Linked DNA regions of Homo sapiens: region 2 is linked to region 1. Evidence: read pairs that join two places in POLR2A ChIA-PET (ENCODE). Cell type or tissue: CD4-positive, alpha-beta T cell. All regions are shown on one strand. Each heading gives the region's core, and the rest is flanking DNA. Links, peaks and the distances in the headings are about the cores only.

What was found. Peaks named below come from ENCODE experiments on the same cell type or tissue, not always from the same donor. Only the 100,000 strongest peaks of a DNase experiment are listed, where the experiment ranks them.
Region 2: POLR2A ChIA-PET joins it to region 1 with 11 read pairs; 7 of 35 experiments call an interaction of 5 or more read pairs at or near these places.

The regions. Positions count from the first base shown.
Region 1 is chr22:39,237,140-39,248,924 of GRCh38, forward strand. PDGFB (platelet derived growth factor subunit B) reads right to left here and starts at 7,843. Exons shown (of 7, transcript NM_002608.4): 1 at 6,762-7,843. The coding sequence starts at 6,824. RefSeq lists enhancers at 1-80, 81-975, 3,773-4,032 and a silencer at 5,898-5,977. In CD4-positive, alpha-beta T cell, for the core only: no CTCF peak of the experiment used is centred there; DNase peaks (open chromatin) are centred at 3,772, 4,022, 4,942, 5,962 and 7 weaker places; H3K4me3 peaks cover 5,600 bases; H3K27ac peaks cover 1,238 bases; H3K27me3 peaks cover 504 bases.
Region 2 is chr22:39,134,321-39,142,320 of GRCh38, forward strand. It overlaps CBX7 (chromobox 7), which reads right to left. Exons shown (of 6, transcript NM_175709.5): 3 at 7,051-7,116; 4 at 4,316-4,382; 5 at 81-432. Among named protein-coding and RNA genes, the nearest start is that of CBX7, 14 kb to the right of the region's middle. RefSeq lists enhancers at 1-675, 782-1,759. In CD4-positive, alpha-beta T cell, for the core only: a CTCF peak has its summit at 1,014; a DNase peak (open chromatin) is centred at 991.

The DNA.
Region 1 (11,785 bases), core at 1,706-9,705:
AGAAGAGGTCGTCTCAGCCCTGTGGCCAGCCTCAGGGGGCTCTCCCCGAAAGCTCTGTTTCCTCCAGCTTATCATGAGGTCTAGCAACACCTCCAGGGGTTCATCCATGACCAACTCTGGCCACCCACATCGATCCAGGAGCCAGAAGACTCAGGGCGGGGGGTGGGGGTGACCACTTTTAAAGCTACATCATTCCCTGAAACCCCTGAGTCTCCATGTCTTTGTTTGAACATGGAGCTTACAACTCCGCCCAATGTCTAAGGGCTGCTGGGCAACTTGAGGAAAAAAAGGTGGCAGGGCTTGGCTGAGAACTAGGGTCTTTCCTTCAATATCCGGGCAGCCAGGGGCTGCACGTGCAAGACAGAGGAGGGTATGGGCCCCGCTGCCCCTCACTTTCGGCCCCATCTCCTCCGGGCTCTGCCTCCTCCCGCCCTCAAGCAAGTTCATTCTTTCCACCTCAGAAGAGAGACCACGCCTCCGGTGCTCTCCAAATGTTGACAAAGTACCCAACCCACAGAACAGAGGGCTTGGTCTCCAGTGAACACCAGCGAAAGCCGCTTCCCCTGAGAGTTCTGTCAAACCCAGAACTGGCAGGCCAGAGAGCTGAATCCCACGCCTTTGGACCAACTGCCGTGTGACCTCGGCTGGTCACTGCCCCTATGGTCCTGGCTCTCATCTGTGAATCGAGGGGCTTGAAGAACATTCGATTCAATTCTAATTCTGCCAGGAGGCGTTAGAAGGGGCAGAGAAAACGCCAAAGCCGGGTGCCTAGCCAGGCCTCCCTGGATCACTGGCAGAAGGAGAACAAGAAGCGTTTGTGGAGTAAAGATTCAATTAACCCCCCAGGGGAGGGGCCCAAAGGCCTAGTAGCAAATGGCATTTAGTGCTTGTGCCAAGATCTCCCTGCCCACTGGAGAGCCGGCTGCAGCTGCCAGCCACGGCAGAGGAGGCAGACCCCTGAACAGGCCGAGTGGACACCCCAGATCCAGGCCCACGACACATAGGAGATGCCCCTCCAAGGCTGAGTGTGAAAGAGCCCAGGATAGGGTCTGAGGAGGAGAGAGAGGCACATAGTAGGTCCTCGGTAAATACTGGTCAAATGCATGAAGGAGTCTACCATTTTCCAGGTTCTGTCCAGTATGATTCTTCTGCCTCCTCCACCAGGAGGGCCACCTGGGATATTCTTCCCCAACCCTAGGCAAATGAGCAACTAGAGTCCCTTTTAATCTGAGCAGGGAGACCGTCCCTGAAGATGCTTTTGGTAATGTGGCCACTAGATGCCCAGAACTACCCATAAGCCCCCGGATTTGGTAATAATACCACAACTAACATCTATGAATGCCAGCTACAAGCCACACGCTGAGAAAAACACCGTATAAACTACCAATCCTAAGAGGCTGGCAGTATTTGTATCCCCATCCTCCAGATGAGAACACTGAAGCTTAGAAAAAATTAAACAAGCAGCAACAGGTCCAGACAATTAGCAAGTGGCAGAGCTGGGTCGTTCCCAGGCTCCAGACTGCCCACCTGTTCCAGCCCACCATGGGGCGTCTCAGCCTCCCTCTCCTGTGTTCTAAGGCCACTGGCCCTCAGCATCACACAAGGTTCGTGTTGGCTCTTTACTCTGCAGCATGTCCCACGTCAGAGGCTCTCAACCAGGGCCCAGTGGGCCCCCAGGGGACAGTGGCAATGTATGAAGGCATCGCTGGTGGCCACAACTTGGGGTGTGCACTGCATCTTAAGTTGGGGGAGGCCGGGGATGCCGCTCACCACCCTTCAGGGCACAGGACGGCCTTCCCAAACATCAGGAGTGCAGAGGCTGAGAAACCCTGTAGCGGAGGAAAGAGCAAGGGCTCCAGATGCCAGGGCAACCTGGATTCTTGGAATCTTGTCACAATCTAAAACCTCGGCTTCTGCATCTTTTAAATGGGGCTAATAATACCTCGCCCGGGGTTACTGGGAGGCATAATTGCACAGAGCAGAGCTGCCAGCAGATAATGGGAGCTTAATGAGTTGTCACTGTCATCATCATTAATTCTTTCCGGATGGCTCCTTTGTGGGCAGCAGCGAGTGGCACACGTGCTCAGGGCCAGCAGCACAGGACATTTTTGAGGATGACAAGGAGTGGGTGGAGAGCTGCCTGCCCATGAAAGAGTGCGTGACTTTGCATTATCCCTTGTGCTGGGCCACAGGAAATGGTACCCTACCTCCACACTGGCAGAGCCTGGGCCGTGTGGGCTTACAAGGCCCTTCCGGGGCTGGGGGTGGGTGAGGGTGGGGGGACACTCAGCACGTGCTCAGCTCCAGGATGCAATGCTCTGGGGATGACGAGCATGAGCACCTGTTGGGAGTCACAGGCTCTTCTTGGTATGGGAAGGTGAGCCGCCCGGAGCCTGGTTTTCCTGGGCACAGGTTCCGCAGGCCTCCAGGTGGACAGCTCACTTCAGAGATGGGAAAGGAGGCCTGGCACCCTGAAGAAGCTGTCCCAAGATCTCAGGCCCGGGGTTTCTGGCAGAGTGAGGGCGTGGCGAGGAGGCAGCTGGGGCAAAGCCAGCCGTGGGAGCCAAGGTAAACAGCCTCCTCCGACCCCGCCCCCAGCGCCAGCTGCAGCAGGTAGGAAGGGCACGAGCGAGCGTGAGGCCAGGTGAGTGATCTGCTCCCAACCAGGCTGGCAGATCAAAGGGGCTTGAACCCCACCCTCCTCCTGGGCCCAGCACACACACACAGATACACACTCCCCGGCCCGCCTGCCATTCCCACCAAGGGACACACAGGCCCAAGCAACCAGGGGCGTTGTCTGTGGCTGGCAGAGGAAGAAGCTGATGAGGCCTCCCAGAGCCTGCCTGCCTGAGAGTCGCAGGCCTTATTTAGATCGAATGCCAAAGCCAACCAACCCCTTTGAAGAAGCCCTCTCGGGGCAAACCACAGAAGCCATTAGAACCAGTGTTTCCCACCTAGCATTCCCCTTCTTTATTGCTCTTGGGACCCTCCCGCTCAGCCTCTGCTCCTTCACGTGGGCCCAGAACCCTGGCCTCCCCACCTCTTGCAGGAGCAGAGGAAAATTAAAGCAGGAAGAGAGGAACCAGTCCAGCCATTTATAATACTGGCAACCACGGCAATCACTGCCCATCCCCATCCCAGCCAGGGGACGGGGCCAGGGGATTCTGCCATTCTTTGGGAACTCTGCACTAATCCAATCTTCTCTCTCTCTTTTTTTTTTTAGGTGGCAGAAACTTAGCCCCAGCTAAAGATACACAGAACCTTTGCAGTCTGATTTTCTTTCTGTTTCTTCTCCTCTGTCCTGTCTAATCCTGGTAGCCCAAGTCCCAAGACAGAGGAGAGACAGACATGCTTCTCTCTCAAGATGGGGGGCTTTGAAAGACTGATGCCTACCAGAGGGCTGAAAAGGGGGGCTGCCCTCGGAGCAGAGCAAAGCGAGGACTCAGTGGGGCCATGGAGCAACAGGGGGCCAGGTCCTGCCCTCCCCACCAACCCAGCACTAACTGTTCTTTGCACTAATAGTTACTGATTGTCCACAGGGCTCTGGGCACTGTTCTAAAAGTGGGGACCAGGAGGAAAGCTCTCTAATGGGGTTGACACTCCAGTAGAGAAAGCAGGTAATAAACAATGAAATAAACCAGAACATAGGAAGAGTTGTCACAGAAGAGGCTCCTCAATGTGGGGAGGGGAAGACAAGACGTGGAGAGGTACTTACGAGGCCCATGATAAACATCTCACCATTCCTGCTCAGTCAGTCTCTCTCTCTCTCTCTCTCAGATGCGCACACACACACACACACACACTCTCTCTCTCTCTCTCTTCCTGGCTCTTGCACCAGATCCTCCAAATTCTGTTTGACCTGCCCTTGCACACCTCCAGGGCTCTGGGATTCCAGCAGTTGGTCTCCTGCCCCCTAGGGCCATTAGCAAAGCCAGAGGAAGCTGGATGGCAAAGGGCAGTGGGGCCCTTCACTCTTTCCCGGAAGAAGTGTGCTGAGGCCAGACGCGTCACGTGACAGTGGGACTCGCCCTCCTGGAAGCCAGCTCAGCTGGTGGAGATGGCACCTCAGAGGCCTCGGCAGGCCCTCCACCCAGCCCTGCCTCACGGCTGCCTGCCGTCTGCTGAAAGATTAGTCCGAGCACGACCAGGACGTGGACAGCTCCAAGGCCACCTCCACCAGCAGGCCTGCCCTGACTCTCCCAGCACTGGCCATTACAGCTCCTTCCTGGACTGACCCCTGCGTGGTTCCATCCCCATGCAGGTCCCCTCCCCCAGGGCCAGCCTGAGGCTCACTCAGGCTTAGCAGCAAAGTGCTTCATAAACTGCAAAGTGCCACATACATCGCGCCTGTGGCCATGTGTTCAAGAATGCTGTGACTAAAGTGAGGAGAAAGGCAGTTTCTGTGCCACAGCCTCCACCCCAGATACACGAGCCCGTGGAGCTGTGGGAAAGAAGGAGGAGGTGCTGGACGAAGCTGGAAATGGTAAGGGGAGGCTGGGGAAACATCCAGCTGTCAGCGGCCTCCCCGGGGCACGCTGGGATCAGCCAAGAGAATGCAACAGCCAGGGGTGGGAGCCCCCTCCGCGGTTGCACACGCCAGGTCCCTCCAGTCTTGCAGGTTCAAATGAAGGCTTATGTGAAGGGGGAATCGCTCTGGACAGCTCAGTGCCCCTCAGAGTCACATCACCACCATTTTCCACCACGCGGAGGTGGTTGAAAAAAAGGAGTCACAGATGGGTAAGGTTTGAGGGGCGTCGGGCTGACGAGGCAAAAAAAAAAGTAGGTGCTGTGGTGCTGATGGGAGGTTCTCCCTCCCTCACAGGACGCCAGGAAGGAAATGGGGCCGCTACAGAGGTGGTGAGGTGCCAGGGCCCACGGAGGGCCCACCTGTTGCGCGGGGGCGAGCACCAGGCGCTGGGTGCACGGGGGCCCGTGCGTGCCTGTGTACGTGCGTGGGTGTGCGCGCACGTGTGCTCAGGCCGCGCGTGCAGGGGCCGTGCGTGCGTTTGTGTGCGGTGCGCGCGCGTGTGTCCCGCGTGTGCACGGGCGTGGCAGAGGCGGGCGCGCGACCTGGCCGCGGTAGTGCGTGCCCGTCGCTCTGCGCGCCCGCCCGCCGGAGCGCAGCATCGCCTCCGGCCAGGAGTGTGCATGCGTGGGGTGAGTGAGCGAGTCGGGGGCCCGGGCGGGGTGGGCTGCGGAGAGCAGCCACGGGGCGCCGCCGTTCCCAGGACGCCCTGGCACCGGGCCCAGCCCCCAGGTCCCACGGCGAGGCGAGGCGGCAGCTGGGGCCGGCCGGCCACCCCCTCCCCAACAGCTGGCCGCGGCCCGGGGGGCTGCGGGAGAGGCGGAGAGGGGGCGTCGGGAGGGGCCTGAAGGCGGCCCGGCCGAGCCCCGCGTCCTCCCTCCCGGGTGCGGGCCGCGGGGGGCGGCCGCGGAAGGGCGGGGCCCCCGGGCGGGCGGCCTGCGGCCCTCGAGGAGCCCCGAGAACAAAAGGAGACGGCGACGGCTCCTCCGTGGTCAAAACAACCTGCGCTGGCGGCAGCCCAAGGCCGGGCCGCGGCCTCCGAGCCCTCCGCCTTAACCCCTTCGCCGCCGCTGCCTCCTTCCTGCGCCTGGCTGGAGGCCGCAGGGGCCGACCCTCCCCGGGAGCCGGCGAGGTGCGGGCGAGGTGCGGACTCCCGGCCGCAGCCGGGCGGAGGTGGGACGGTACCCAGTCACGCCGCGCTCCCGGCTGCCCTCTCCTCCCCTCCACCGCGCGCGTCGTCCTGCCCCGCCCCCTTTCCCACCTGGATTCCGGGTAGACTTGCCAACTCACGGCTACGTGAGGCTGGGAGGGGTGGGGACGGCTCCGACCCCAGCGCTCCCTCAGATGTTTTTATACCCCATCTCCCGTGCAGCTAGGCTTTTGCAGGCGGCGCGCTCCGCACCCTGCATGCGGGGGAGAGAGGTGCTTCCTCCTGCAGGGCGCGGGCACAGGTACGGCAAGGCCTCAGGCACACAGCGCCCCGGGGGCTGGATTCCTTCAGAGCCCCTAGTCCTCCCCCTACCCGAGTGCCCGAAACCTACCTGCGTCTCTATCTTTCTCTCCCTCTCTCTCTCCGTCTCTCTCTCCGTCTCTCTCTCTCTCTCTCTCTTTCTCTCTCTCTCTCTCTCTCTCCCTGTTACTCCCACCCCAAACCCCGCGCCCGAGACACAAGCTGCTTCCAGACCGTGCTCTGGGGCCGGGCATGCCCTGCGCGTGCCGGAGGGCGTCCACCCGGACCCCGACCGGGAGCCAGGGTGGGACCCGAGCCCCGTCAAAGGTCGGCGTGGATGGCACCGGTGCGCAAGCTTGCACCTCCTGGGCAAGCCGATGGCAGGACAGAGCCTAAGCCGAGGCTGGCGCCGAAGTGGGCTCGGGAGGACGCGCTGCCTTCTGCACCCTGGGCACCACCCCACCCCCTCTCCCCCGGCCGGGAAGGGGCTTGTTCTCGGGTTCCCAAAGGGTGGGGGACAGGGCCACACACACCCTCCCCCGACACGGAACGGCTTAGGGAGCCAGATTCGCCCGCCGGTTGGAAAGAAAGCCACCGCTGTTGCCTTCCCTTAGAGCCTGTCACCCCCGGACCTCGCTCCCAGCCCGAAGAGGTCACCCAGCGCCCGGCGTCAGGCTCGCGGGCTGCAAGGGTCCAAAGTTCACTGCAGGGAGAGGAGGGGGCGGTCAGAAGGGGGGGGCGAAGGTAATGAATGAAGAACCAGCCCCAGCCGCCGTGGCAACTCACCTCGGCGCTGACCAGACGCAGGTAGCAGCAGAGAGACAGGAAGAGCGCCCAGCAGCGATTCATGCCGACTCCGGGCCCGGCCCCGCGGGGCCCCGGACGCGTAGATCGAGCGCGCCGCCCCCGCGGCCAGGGTGGGGGGCTGGGGAGGGGGGTGGGCTCGGCTCGGGTCCGCGGCGATCAGGCGCTCAGGCCTCTGCAGCCGCGGCTCACCCGCATGGCCCCCGGGCGCCGCCGCCCCCGGCCCCGGCTCCGTCGCTGGGGGGCAGGGGAGGACCTGGGCGCAGGACCTGGGTCCGAGGCCGCTACCTGGGCGGATCCCGAGCCCGAGTGAGCATCCACGGCCGGGGGGCTGCGTCGCGAACCAGCCGAGGCGTCTAGCCGTGTGGGGGCGCCCAGGGGACTCCAACCTCCAAGAGGAAAAGGAACACGGCAGTCGATGGTTCGTCTTCACTCGCCGGCTACAGGCGTTTTCCTCTGCCCGCCGGCTTAGCTTTTTTGCAACATTTTCTGGAAAGGCCCCCAAAATCGGAAAGCGCGGAGCTGGGCACCTCAAGGCCCAAGTCTCCCCCAAAAAACTTTTTCCAAAGTTGGCTTTGCAACGGCAGCTCGAGCACCCGGGCAGGGAGAGGTGCAAACTCCCGCCCGGGCCGGGTAGGGGGGCGGGAGCGTGTGCGCCCTGGCGCGGGGCCCGGGCGGCGGGCACGGCTGCTCCGCGCGCGCGGCGTGCCCGCTGCGCGCTCGGCTGGGCCCGGCCGACAGGTGGACGCGGCGCGAGTCCGTCGGTCCGTCTGCCCGCCCGCTCGCCGCTCTGGGCGTCCTCTGCGGGCTGCGGGCTGCGAGCTGCGAGCTGCGAGCTGCGGCTGCTCCGGTTTTCTCTTTGCAGCGAGGCTGGAGGGTGGGCTTTTTTTTTTTTTTTTCCTTTTTGCGCGCGTATGTATGTGTGTGCGCGCAAAGTATCTCTATCTAGGGAATGAAAAATGGGCGCTGGCGGCCGGAGGGGAGCCCTAGGGAGGCAGCGGGGGAGGCTGCGGGTGCGCAGGGAGGCAGGCAGGCCGCTCCCGGCTGCAGGAGGAGAAGTTGCCACCCTTTCAGCTGTTCCGGCCTTTATAAAGGAGAAGGGAGAGTGCGAGAGGTGGGTGGAGACAGCCTTTCCTCTTCTGGCCCGGAGTCAGCGCCAGGAGGGGGGGGACGCGGGAGCTGGGGGAGGGCTTGGGGCCAGGGCGGGGCGCTTAGGGGGTCTCTGAGAGCCGAGCAACCCTTCAGTCCATGAATCTGGCCCTGGGGAAAAAAGAACTAGGGGTGACCCACCGTCCCGCCCCTCAGCACAGTGACCATGGACAGGTTAGGAGCCCACGTGGTCTAGGGGGATGTCTCCAGAGCCAAGGCCAGGAGTCCACGCTCCCCTCCAGGACCAGACATTTCCACCCTGGCACAGGCATGGCAGGGAGGGACTCAGGCTCTGCAGTCTGAGAGCCTGAATTCAGATCCTGCCCTGGCACTCGGGAGCTTGGGTCACCTTGGGCAAGTCACTTCCCTCTGTCCCCTCCATCTAGCCTCAACCTGGAGATGGGGCTATTGTAAGGACTCAGTGTTAGCAAGGGAAGACACCGCAAGGTGAACCCACAGAACCCGGCAGCCAGCGCCCTTCAGCTGCAAGCTGGGTCCGAGTCTCCTCCTCCTAGCTGGTTGCCTGGCACAACAGGCCCTGCCAGCGTTGGCTGAATTTGAATTTGTTGAACTGCAAAGTCACACAAACCCCCACAGCCCTGCAGCATCTTCGCAGGGCTACCAACATGATCTTCCCGTCAGTCACCCTGCTGTTTACTATCTCCCTCAGCCCCCGGGTTCGAGGCCCAGAGCCCACCCACCCACAACCAGCCTTCACACAGTTAACGCCTTCTGCCCCCAGTCAGGGAGCTGCTGTGTCCCTGCCTTCAGCAGTCACACTGTCTCAGTCACAGTCACACGTACTCACACTGGGCCCAGCACCCCCCTCGGGACACGCAGGCTCCTGCATCACCCAGCCTCCCGGCTTTGAGGCACCCTCATCTCCTCCGCTTGCACTGTCTCTGTTATCCGCCCTTCCCTTTGGGATGTCAGCCTGCTTCTCACAGAGGAGCACACTGAGAGAGTCACACCTGCTCTCTCTTCATAGACTGTCTTCTTGGACCTGGACAGGGTGGAACAGAGGAGGAAGGACATCTCAGGTGGTCTTTACAGACCACTGCAGGCACCCACCCACTGCTGCCTACCACCCAGCAGCGTGGCACAGTGGCAGAGACACAGCCTGAAGACACATCACCTTGGTCCAAATCCTGGAGTGGCCACTTGCTGGACAAGTGTCTGCAGGAAGGTTTTTTAACCTCTCAGTACCTCGGTTTCCTCCTTTATAAACTGGAGATGAATTTATAAACTGGAGCTGGGTGTGGTAACAAGCTCCTGTAGTCCCAGCTACTCAGGAGACTGTGGATCGTTTTGAGCCCAGGAGTTTGAGGCTGCAGTGAGTTGTGACTGTGCCACTGCACTCCAGCCTGGGCAACAGAGCAAGACCCTATCTCTAAAGAAATAAAAATAAATCTATAATGGGAAGGAGTGAGAGAGAACAGAGAGGCATGGCAAAATTTTAGTGGTGATGGAAATGTTTGTCATTTTTGATTGTGGTGATGGGCTTATGGGTGTATACGTACATCACAACAAAATGTGTGCAGTTTGTTGTACCTCAGTGCAGTTGTAGAGAATTTTTACCCTGCTCCTGGAGTGGTCTGGAGGCTCCCATGAGGTCCTCCATGTGGAGGCGCTCAGCAAAACACCTTAGCAGGAAGCAAGCGCCTGGAACCTTCCATGCAGCCTTCAAGTTCACTGGTGGCCCCGCACTGCTCCAGGCACTGGGGAGACAGGTGTGAACCAGCCTAATGCAGGCCCCTGCCTTTGAAGAGCCCCATTGAGAAGGACAACCAGATGTATAAACAGATAAATTAGGAGACAGGGTGACAAGGGAGATGGGGCAGCGGGACGAGGAGATAACCCCCAAACACTAGATTTGAAGTCTAACGACTCAGAGATAAAAACCCTCTTCCACCGGACAGCTGGGTCATTTGACCTTGACCTTCTGTGTCTTCTATAAATAGAATGGTAACAACTACCATGATTAGTGAGCTGACTATGTGGTAGCTAGTGTTTTTCTTACTCTACCTGTAGCCTCTCCATGCTCCTGTGAGATGTGTTATTCCTATCTTACAGATGGGGAAATGGAAGCACAGAGAGGCCAATACACTTGTTCAAGGTCACACAGCCCGTAAGTGGTAAGGCCAGGACTTGAATCTGAGCAGTCCAGCTACAGAGCCCACATGCTGAGACCACCGTGCTGTGCAATTTTCTGGCAGGTGATGCTGATGACAATGATGACACTTTTGACACAGCGCTTTGGTGAGCGCCACATGCATTAATATGTGGGAACCTGCTCTGCCAGCTAAAAAGTGATGGACCCATATGAACTCTGACTTAGGTACAAGTTGAGGGAGAGGGAAGGCTACTCAGAGCAGCATCGTAGAACGCCTACTGTTTGCAGACCCTGTGTGAAGCGCTGAGAAATGGAATGAGGAAGGAGTCCCAGCCTCGGCACTCAGGGACTTCCCATGCTCTCAGTGAGATAGACCCAAATCATTGCAGTGCAGGTGCCAGTACATGGGTTAGAAGTGGCAGAAGAGGGCCCAGCAGACACCTGGGCCTGAATGCTACGTGACACCTGCGTGACACCTGGGCCTGAATGTTGTGCTAAGGGCTCCTTTCTTGTACCTTCTCTGTGCAGAGGAACAGTCTGTAAAGAACACCTCCCCAGGCACGGTGGCTCACCCCTGTATTCCCAGCAATTTGGGAGGCTGAGGCCAGAGGATCATGTGCAGCCAGGAGTTCGAGACCAGCCTCAGCAACATAGCGAGATCCCATCTCTTAAAAAAAATTACCAAAAAAAAAAAAAAAAAAAAAAAAAAATATATATATATATATATATATATATATATATATATATATATATATATATCTGAGTGTGGCCCCAGCTACTCAGGAGGCTGAGTCAGGAGGGAGAATCCCCTGAGCCCAGGAGTTCAAGACTGCAGTGAGCCATCTCAGAGACGGGGTCTCGGTCTGTCGCCGAGGCTGGAGTGCCGTGGTGCGATCTCTTCTCACTGCAACCTCTGCCTCCCAGGTTCAAGCGATTCTCCTGCCTCAGCCTCCCGAGTAGCTGAGACCACAGGCGCCTGCCACCATGCCCAGCTAATTTTTGTATTTTTAGTAGAGACGGTTTCACCATGTTGACCAGGGTGCTCTCGATCTCCTGACCTCAAGTGATCTGCCCCACTCAGCCTCCCGAAGTGCTGGGATTACAGGCATGAACCACCACACCCAGCCTAAAAATTTTTTTTTAATAACACCTGATCGTCTGCCTCCTGCCAGGCTGGGTGTAGCAGGCACCTCCTCCAGAAGGCCCACCAGGCTTGGCACTTGTTCCAGGCTCCACAGCATGCACACCTGGCATCGTCATGGCCTGATCATCAATCTAGCACTAGACTGAGTCCAGAGTGTTCAAGGGCCTCCTGCCAGCTCCTAGCATACAGTGGCTGCTCAGGAAGTGCCGCTCGCTGAAGGAATGAATAAATGATTAAAATCCTGCCAATTTCTCTTTCTGAGTCCTGACCAGTTATTGCAGAGATGCCAGGCCCTTCCTAAAGGGTGGAAAGAGTTGGGGAGGGGCTTGTAGCATGAGCCTCTAAGCTTGGAAGCACAGGGCCCCTGAAGGGCACCCCTTCTGGAGGTATCAGAACTGGGAAGGGTCTGAAGCCACACCACCCTGAATGCACGTGGTCTCATCTGACCTCGGAACTTCATCAGGGCTGGGTCTGAGGAGCACTTGAATGAGAGAACTGGGAAGGCCCCCGCCCATCTTCGCGTTCAGGCCACTGGGAAATAAGGTTCTCCAGCAGAGCTAGGGATGGGGGCGCCCACACCCCCGTAACTCTCCACCCTCC
Region 2 (8,000 bases), core at 1-8,000, 100 kb before region 1:
TTGGACATTGAACCAGCTGGACCTTATGACCCATAGGGCCCTTTCCAGCTCTGAGGGTCTCTGGGCTGGGGCCGCCTTACCCTCCTCTTCAGGGGGCTGCGCAGCAGGCTCCCACTCGCCAGCCGCCTGCAGGACGTCTGGGGCCGGTGGCTCCTGCAGGAAGAGCTCCCGTCGATGGCTGTGGCTCTCCAGGTTGGGCCCGCGGGGCGGGAACTTCTTGCGCGAGAGCCGCAGGTACTTGTGGGCCTTTCGGGGCTTGCGGAGCGGGAAGGGCAGGGTGGGCACCAAGGGGCCCTTGTCCACCAGCTCAGGTGCCCCCGCCTTGACCACCCCCTCAGGGCTCCCGCTGCCGAGTGGGCACGTCAGGGAGAAGCAGAGCTTCTCCTTGCCCTTGGCCTTGTGGGAGCTCCGCAGGTCCATGCTGTACAGCCGCTGCGGGGGCAAGCCAGGGCAGCGCGGGTCAGCCCCACCCTCCCACCCGCCACACCTTTGCTCATGCTGTTCCTCCCACCCGGAATGCCCTTCCCATGCCATGTCTACCCACTCAACTCCTTCCCATGCCACGGCTGGCCATCACCCCACCCCACCCCAGCCCAGAGAGTGCGCCCCGGGCAACCCCAGGGTCGGCCAGCTCAGCCCTGCCTCTGGGCCCCACAGAGCACTCGCGTCCCAGCGTTTACTCCTTTGATACCCAGCAGAGAAGCATACAAGAAGGACAAACTGAAAACTGGCCAAGAGAAACAAATCTGGATGCATTAAGGAGTTAGCCTTCGTTTTAGGAAAGGCATCTTTGCTTGCCAGAGCACCTCCAAAACTGACACTGCCAGCTCACCCGGGAGATGGTGCAGGCAGAGGGCCAAGGTGTGCTCTTGGAGTTGCTTGGGGCAAAGCCAGGCCAGCAGCACACACAGCCCCGGATGCCCATGCTATCCAGCCAAAGGGACAGGGCTCCACCTGGCCTGCAGATGCACCCCGACCCCTCCAGGGGGCTCCTGGGCTCTGTGATTGCAGCCCGCTCTGCTGATTGCCCGCGACACATCTGGAGCTGGAGGGCAAGTCTGTCCACCCCTGGAGTTTGTAATGTCGGGATTTATCTTATTTACTTGGGGAGAATTTACATGAATCTACAAAAGATTCATGGTGCCAAGATGTTGGGAGACTCTGGATCACTGGGACAGTACCTTCTCCTGCCACCTGCTACCAGAGGTCAGGAGCTCCCAGGAAGATAGTGCAGCCATCAGATGGGACCTGTGAGGTCAAACACCTCCAAGCTGAGGGAAGGGATGACACACGCAGGTCCCACTCACAGTCGTGCCTGTTAACGGCATCACATGTCCCCAGGTGCCGGCTGCTGCAGTGATGGGAGGAGGGCTAAACTGGGAGGGGACTGGGAAAATACTGCAGTGCCTGGGAGGCACATCTGGTAGGCAGCTGACTCAAAACCCACTCCTCCCAGCGGGCTCACAGGCCATCAGAAGCCTAGTATGGGCCAGGCACAGTGGCTCACGCCTGTAATCCCAACACTTTAGGAGGCCGAGGCAGCTGGATCACCAGAGGTCAGGAGTTCAAGGCCAGCCTGGCCAACATGGCGAAACCCCATCTCTACTAAAAATACAAAAATTAGCCGGGTGTGGTGGCAGGTGCCTGTAATCCCAGCTACTTGGGAGGCTAAGGCAGGACAATCATTTGAACCCAGAAGGCAGAGCTTGCAGTGAGCAGAGATCGCACCACTGTATTCCAGCCTGGGCGACAGAGCGAGACTCTGTCTGGGAAAAAAAAAAAAAAAAAAAAAGAAGCCCAGTACATTCTACCATTCTGCAAGGCAGGGTCTTCTACGTCCTTGGCAACCTCATCACGAGAGAACTACAGCTACTAAAGGGACGCGGGTGCCAACAGTCAGGTCCTGGGTAAGCTACCGGCCTCCCTGGGCCTCAGTTTCTTTCTCAGCGAAACAATGAAGAGACTGTAGGAGCCAGCCTCCGAGGAGGGCCCCAACCACACCCACCTCCTGGAATTCACACCTATGCGCCGTCCATTCCCACACCCAGTGCTGTGTTGTGTGACTTCCCAGGCTAGGGCATAAAAGACACTGTGGCTTCTTCCCTGCTCTCTCTCTCAGGTCACCCACTCTGGGAAGCTGGTGGCTGCACTGTAAGGACACTCAAGCAACCCTCTGGAGAGGTCCACATGGTGAGGACCAGTCCCTGTCAACGTCCAGCCCTGACTCGATGGCACGTGAGCAGCCCCCTCGGAGGCAGATCCCGCAGCCCTGGTCGAGCCTGCAGATGACTGCAGCCCAGCCAACACCTTGACTGCAGCCCAGACTAGAACCACTGAAGAACCAGCTAGCACAATTCCAAATTCCTGACCCCCAGAAGCCATGTGAAATAATCAATGTTTATTGCTTTGAGTTGCCATGTTAGAGGGGAAGAGATAACGAACACACCTGCCCTGTAGGCTTAGTATGTGGATGGAGTATATTCATCTGTGAGGCACACTGGGCAGACAGCCTGGCACACAGACGTCCAGGAGATGTTACTTCCCTTCCTAGGCTCAATTCATGCCAAACCCAATGGAACATGCCCACTGCATGAAGGGAGGCCCACCCCCTCTGGCGAAAGCCTCCATGGGTTTTAATCAGGAGTGGCCAAGGACGCTTGACATGGACCACATACAAGTGGACCAAGAATCCTGACTTTCTGGCTTCCAATATCCTGCCTGGTGGGTCTTATTACATTAAGGAGAGCGGGTATTCTCTTCATACCCATTTTACAGGTGAAGAGGCTTACCTACAACCACACACAGGCAGAGCATTCCTTATCCGAAATGCTTGGAACCAGAAGTGTTTCAGACTTCGAATTTTTTTAGGATTTTGGAATATTTGCATTATATATACTAGCTGAGCATCCCCAATCCAAAAATCTGAAATTTAGACTGCTCCAATGAACACTTCCTTTGAACATCATTTTGGTGCTCAAAATGTTTTGGATTCTGGAGCATTTCAGATCTTGTTTTTCTTGTTGGGGTGGGGGGGCGGGGCGGCAGGGGACGGAGTTTCACTCTTATCACCCAGGCTGGAGTGCAATGGTATGATCTTGGCTCCCTGCAACCTCCACCTCCCGGGCTCAAGTGACTGTCCTGTCTCAGCCCCCTGAGTAGCTGGGATTACAGGTGCCCGCCACCATCCCCAGCTAATTTTTGTATTTTTAGTAGAGACAGGTTTTCACCATGTTGGCCAGGCTGGTTTTGAACTTCTGACCTCAGGTGATCCACCCGCCTCGGCCTCCCAAAGTGTTGGGATTACAGGCATGAGCCACCGCACATGGCAGCATTTTGGATTTTGGATCAGGGAGACTCAACCTGTGACTGCACTGCTCCAAGATCCACGTCCCTGTCACTGCAAAGCACTGAGGTCAGGAAAGGCCCCCAAGACCTACGACGTGGGTACTCCGGGATGCTGCAGAGACTTGGGTCCCCAACTGACTGAAGGCTGGAACAGGAGGCCCACTCAAAAATGACACACTTCTAGGGGTCTGACATTCCAAGGCTGTAGTTCTACAATTCTAAGATTCTGTTTCTGGCTGGGCGCGGTGGCTCACGCCTGTAATCCCAGCACTTTGGGAGGCCAAGCCGGGCGGATCATGAGGTCAGGAGATCGAGACCATCCTGGCCAACACGGTGAAACCCCGTCTCTGCTAAAAATACAAAAATTTAGCCAGGCGTGGTGGCGGGCGCCTGTAGTCCCAGCTACTGGGGAGGCTGAGGCAGGAGAATGGCGTGAACCCGGGAGGTGGAGCTTGCAGTGAGCCAAGATCGCGCGCCACTGCACTCCAGCCTGAGCGACAGAGCGAGACTCCGTCTCAAAAAAAAAAAAAAAAAAAAGATTCTGTTTCTTAGATTCTGAAACTCCAGCCTCTCATGTTTCCTCAATTCTCAAGTTTATGTTTCTGAGATTCTCAGTGATAATTTTGTGTTTAGGGATTCTGAGCATCGAAAGGCTCAAAGCTTTCAGGGCTTCCTTACAGCAAGATTCTAAGCTTTGAGAATTCTAGGATTCCACTGGCCATATGCCTACTCCCCCTCCCAGGTGGCACCGCCCACCCAGGCTGTCTTCCCCGGGCACCAGCCCCACACGCAGGCTTTTCCCAATTCCTCCCATCAAAACTTACCCAAGTGCCCCACCCCACAGTGCCCTGGGTGGTACAGGCGAGGGGACACAGATCAGCTCAATCAGCCAGTGCAAATGCACCAAGGGGCAGAGGGGGACTTGGGGTTGGGCAGGGGGAGAAAGGAGGCACAAAGGCAGGCTGGTTACCTGCAGCAGAAGCCGCTTGGGTTTCGGACCTCTCTTCCTATACCCCGATGCTCGGTCTCTCTCCTCCCTGGGGTGTGAAGCAGGTGGCAGAAGAAAAGGAAACACTGGTGACATCTAAGGGAAGGGAAGGCATCCGCTTCGCCCGCCCTCTGCTGTCTGTCAGGGAGGGGACACTCCCCACAGGCCTGCCCACCAATCCTCCCCATTGCCTGGCTGGGGCCATAACAACGGGGTCAGATGTTCAACTCCCAGGGCCAAGGTCTTCCCATCTGACAAACGTGGAGGGCAACTGCTGAGGGGGGACTTGCAGCATCTCCAAAAACAGTGGGTCCTTAAGGGGCTCCAGGGCCATGTGCGGGCTCTGCTCTACGTGCTCCTAAGGACCCCCTAAAAACGTGGCTCAGTTTTTCCTCCTAGGGGAGTGATACAGAAGCCTGTCAATCCAATTTACCTTGAATGTCCCAGGAGAGCTGATGGGAATGGCTAGTCCCTCTGCAAGTAAAGCTCTGCACAGACTCCCCCGAATTTGGGATCTCTGTGAACCTGGGAGAGCGGACCGGCTCCTACCCTGTCTGTCCCATCTTGTCGGGGGACAGGATGAAAACCAGCCTGTTCTGAGTGCCCAGCAGATGCCTTCCCATGTATCAAAAACACAAAGCACAACTCAGGCCGGGTGCGGTGGCTCACGCCTGTAATCCCAGCAGTTTGGGAGGCTGAGGTGGGTGGATCACTTAAGCTCAGGAGTTTGAGACCAGCCTGGGTGACATGGCAAAACCCCATTTACCAGCCAGGCACGGTGGCTCACGCCCGTAATCCCAGCACTTTGGGAGGCTGAGGCGGGCAGATTACAAGGTCAGGAGATCGAGACCATCCAGGCTAACACAGTGAAACCCTGTCTCTACTAAAAATACAAAAAAATTAGCCGGGCATGGTGGCGGGCACCTGTAGTCCCAGCTACTCGGGAGGCTGAGGCAGGAGAATGGTGTGAACCTGGGAGGCGGAGCTTGCAGTGAGCCGAGATCGCGCCACTGCACTCCAGCCTGGGCAACAGAGCGAGACTCCATCTCAAAAAAAAAAAAAAAAAAAGAAAGAAAGAAAAAGAAAAAAAAACAAACAAAAAACCCCATTTACCAAAAATACAAAAATTAGCCAGGCACGGTGGCATACACCTGTAGTCCCAACTATTCAGGAGGCTGAGGCAGGAGAATTGCTTGAGCCTGGGAGGCAGAGGTTGTAGTGAGCCAAGATCGCACCACTGCACTCCAGCCTGGGAGACAGGGTGAGACCCTGTCTCAAAAAACAAAAAAAAGCACAACTTGACAATGCCACGAAGCTACACATGACACATAAGACAACACAACCAGAGACTCCAAACAACTGCCAAAAGTAATGAGGAGATTCAGTCATTTCATCCTGCCTCCCACTTCAGTTCTTTCCATCCACACTCTCTGCAGCCCCCAGTACAGAGGTCACGTGGACAACAGAAAGAATGTGGAGGCCTCGTGTGACCTTGGGCCAGGCTCTTACTCTGAGCTTAGCACATACCAATGAACCCCACGGCACCTATTGCAAATGTCTGACCATCCACTGAGCATCCATCCCCAGCAGGACACCAACGGACCAAAGGGAAAGTGTCCCTGGTGGAGGACTAGAATCCGGGCCTTTGATACCTGTCCACTGCTCTCCTTACCACGCTCCATGGGATTCCCAAGTGTCGCACCCTGTTGGACCAAGGCCCCACCACACACCTGGGAGGCAGAAAGAAACCCTGGGATGGGGACACCCTGATTTTAAAAGGAAAGAACAATAAAATTTGTCTTTTGAATCCATGGCAGGAAATCTCCTGGAGAAGGAGCCAGAAGAACCCAGCAGCGAGGGGCAGTGGAAAAGCCCCCACCTGGAGGTGGCAGCCCTGGCCAGGTCCTTGCTCTGGGCTCCAGGTAAGAGCCTCAGTTTCCTTCTCTGTCAAACAAAACCCTCATTCCTGCCTCAGGAGGTTGCCATAGGGGCCAAATACAAATGATTTTGTGAAATGGTCCCAAGCCGCACAAGGCAGGCGGGCTGGGAGAGGCAGGGGACCTGGGCTGCCTGCTGGTGGGGGGGGCGGCCAGAGAGGGCACACAGAACTGTTAGGGTGTGCCCAGCTTCCCTGAGGGGCCCTGGCAGAGGTGGGAGACTGTGCCTGGGCCACTTGGACAGGAGGTGGCAGGGGGACAGGCCAGAACTCAGAAATCCCAGCCCCAAAGCCCACGCTCCTGCCCAGCCTTCCTTGAGCTTCGTCAGACACTCCTTCCTGCCCTAAGAGGTCCTCTAGAGACACCGTCTCTGATCTGTCACCCCCGCACAACTGGCAGTGCCGCCTCCTAGCACACAGGGCATCTTTGTGAAGCATTTTAACATTCTTCACTGGAACAGAAACCTCTTACGGCCCCTCTGAGGTTTCACCCTGGGAAATGGGTGTACTCTTCAGGGTGGCCCATTTGACAGCAGAGAGACTGAGGCCCGGGTGGGTAAAGGAAGTGACCGAGATCACCCAACAACAGGAAAGGGCCCCAGGGTCCTCAGCTGCCCTGGGACTCAGTGCCCACCATTTTCACCCAGCTGCAGGCTGGGCTGGCCTGCCCCATCGGACACCCCTGCCCTGCCCCAACAACCCCTGCCAAGCCAGCAGCAGGCTCCTGGGAAGCCTCTGAGCCGGCCCTAAGCCCCACCCGGCGGTGCCGAGGACACCGTACTTCTCCTCGTAGGCCATGACGAGGCGGGGGTCCAAGATGTGCTCTTCTGGCTCCCACGTGCTGTACCTGGGGAGAGGAATGAAAGGTCAGAGTTGGGGCTGGGCGCGGTGGCTCATGCCTGTAATCCCAGCACTTTGGGAGGCCGAGGCGGGCAAATCACCTGAGGTCAGGAGTTCAAGACCAGCCTGGCCAACATGGCAAAACCCCATCTCTACTAAAAATACAAAAATTAGCCGGGCGTGGTGGTGCATGCCTGTAATCCCAGCTACTCAGGAGGCTGAGACAGGAGAATTGCTTGAACCCAAGAGGCAGACGTTGCAGTGAGCCAAGATGACACCATTGCACTCCAGCCTGGGTGACAGAGTAAGACTCTAAAAAAAAAAAAAAAAGGTCAGAGCCATCGCTTCTACTGGGCAGGTGCACCAGCAGAGGCCACTGCTGCTGACCCAGTGCCCACTGCAAGTGTGCCTTCACCCTGTCCTGGTAAGGTGTCATTGTCACCTACTTCAAGGACAGACCCAGCCTGGGCCTCCTGAGGGCTCCAGCAACACCAGAGTTGTCCTGGTTCATATCACTCTACAATGTGACTGGGTCCAACTCCTTGTTAGACTCCACAATCACTAGAGACCCTCGGGTGCCAGGAGGAGAGAGGGCGCCTGTAAGCCCCACACCAGGCAAGAGAGGATGAAAAGGAGCCAGGGCTCTGGGGACAGGCTCACGGCCTGGGTTCAAGTCCATCTCTGCCCCTAGCTAGCTGTGCGACCTTGAGCAACTTCCTGAACAGCTCTGTGCCTCAATGTCCCCCTCTGTAAAGGACTCTTGTGCTGATGAGATGTGTATTCCAAGTGTTTAGAGGGTGTTACAAGAGTAACAGCGTGCCTGATGTGTCGTCAGCGCACTGTGTTTGCTGCTGTTGCTGTTCCTCCCCGCCCTCCAAACCCCATCCCCAT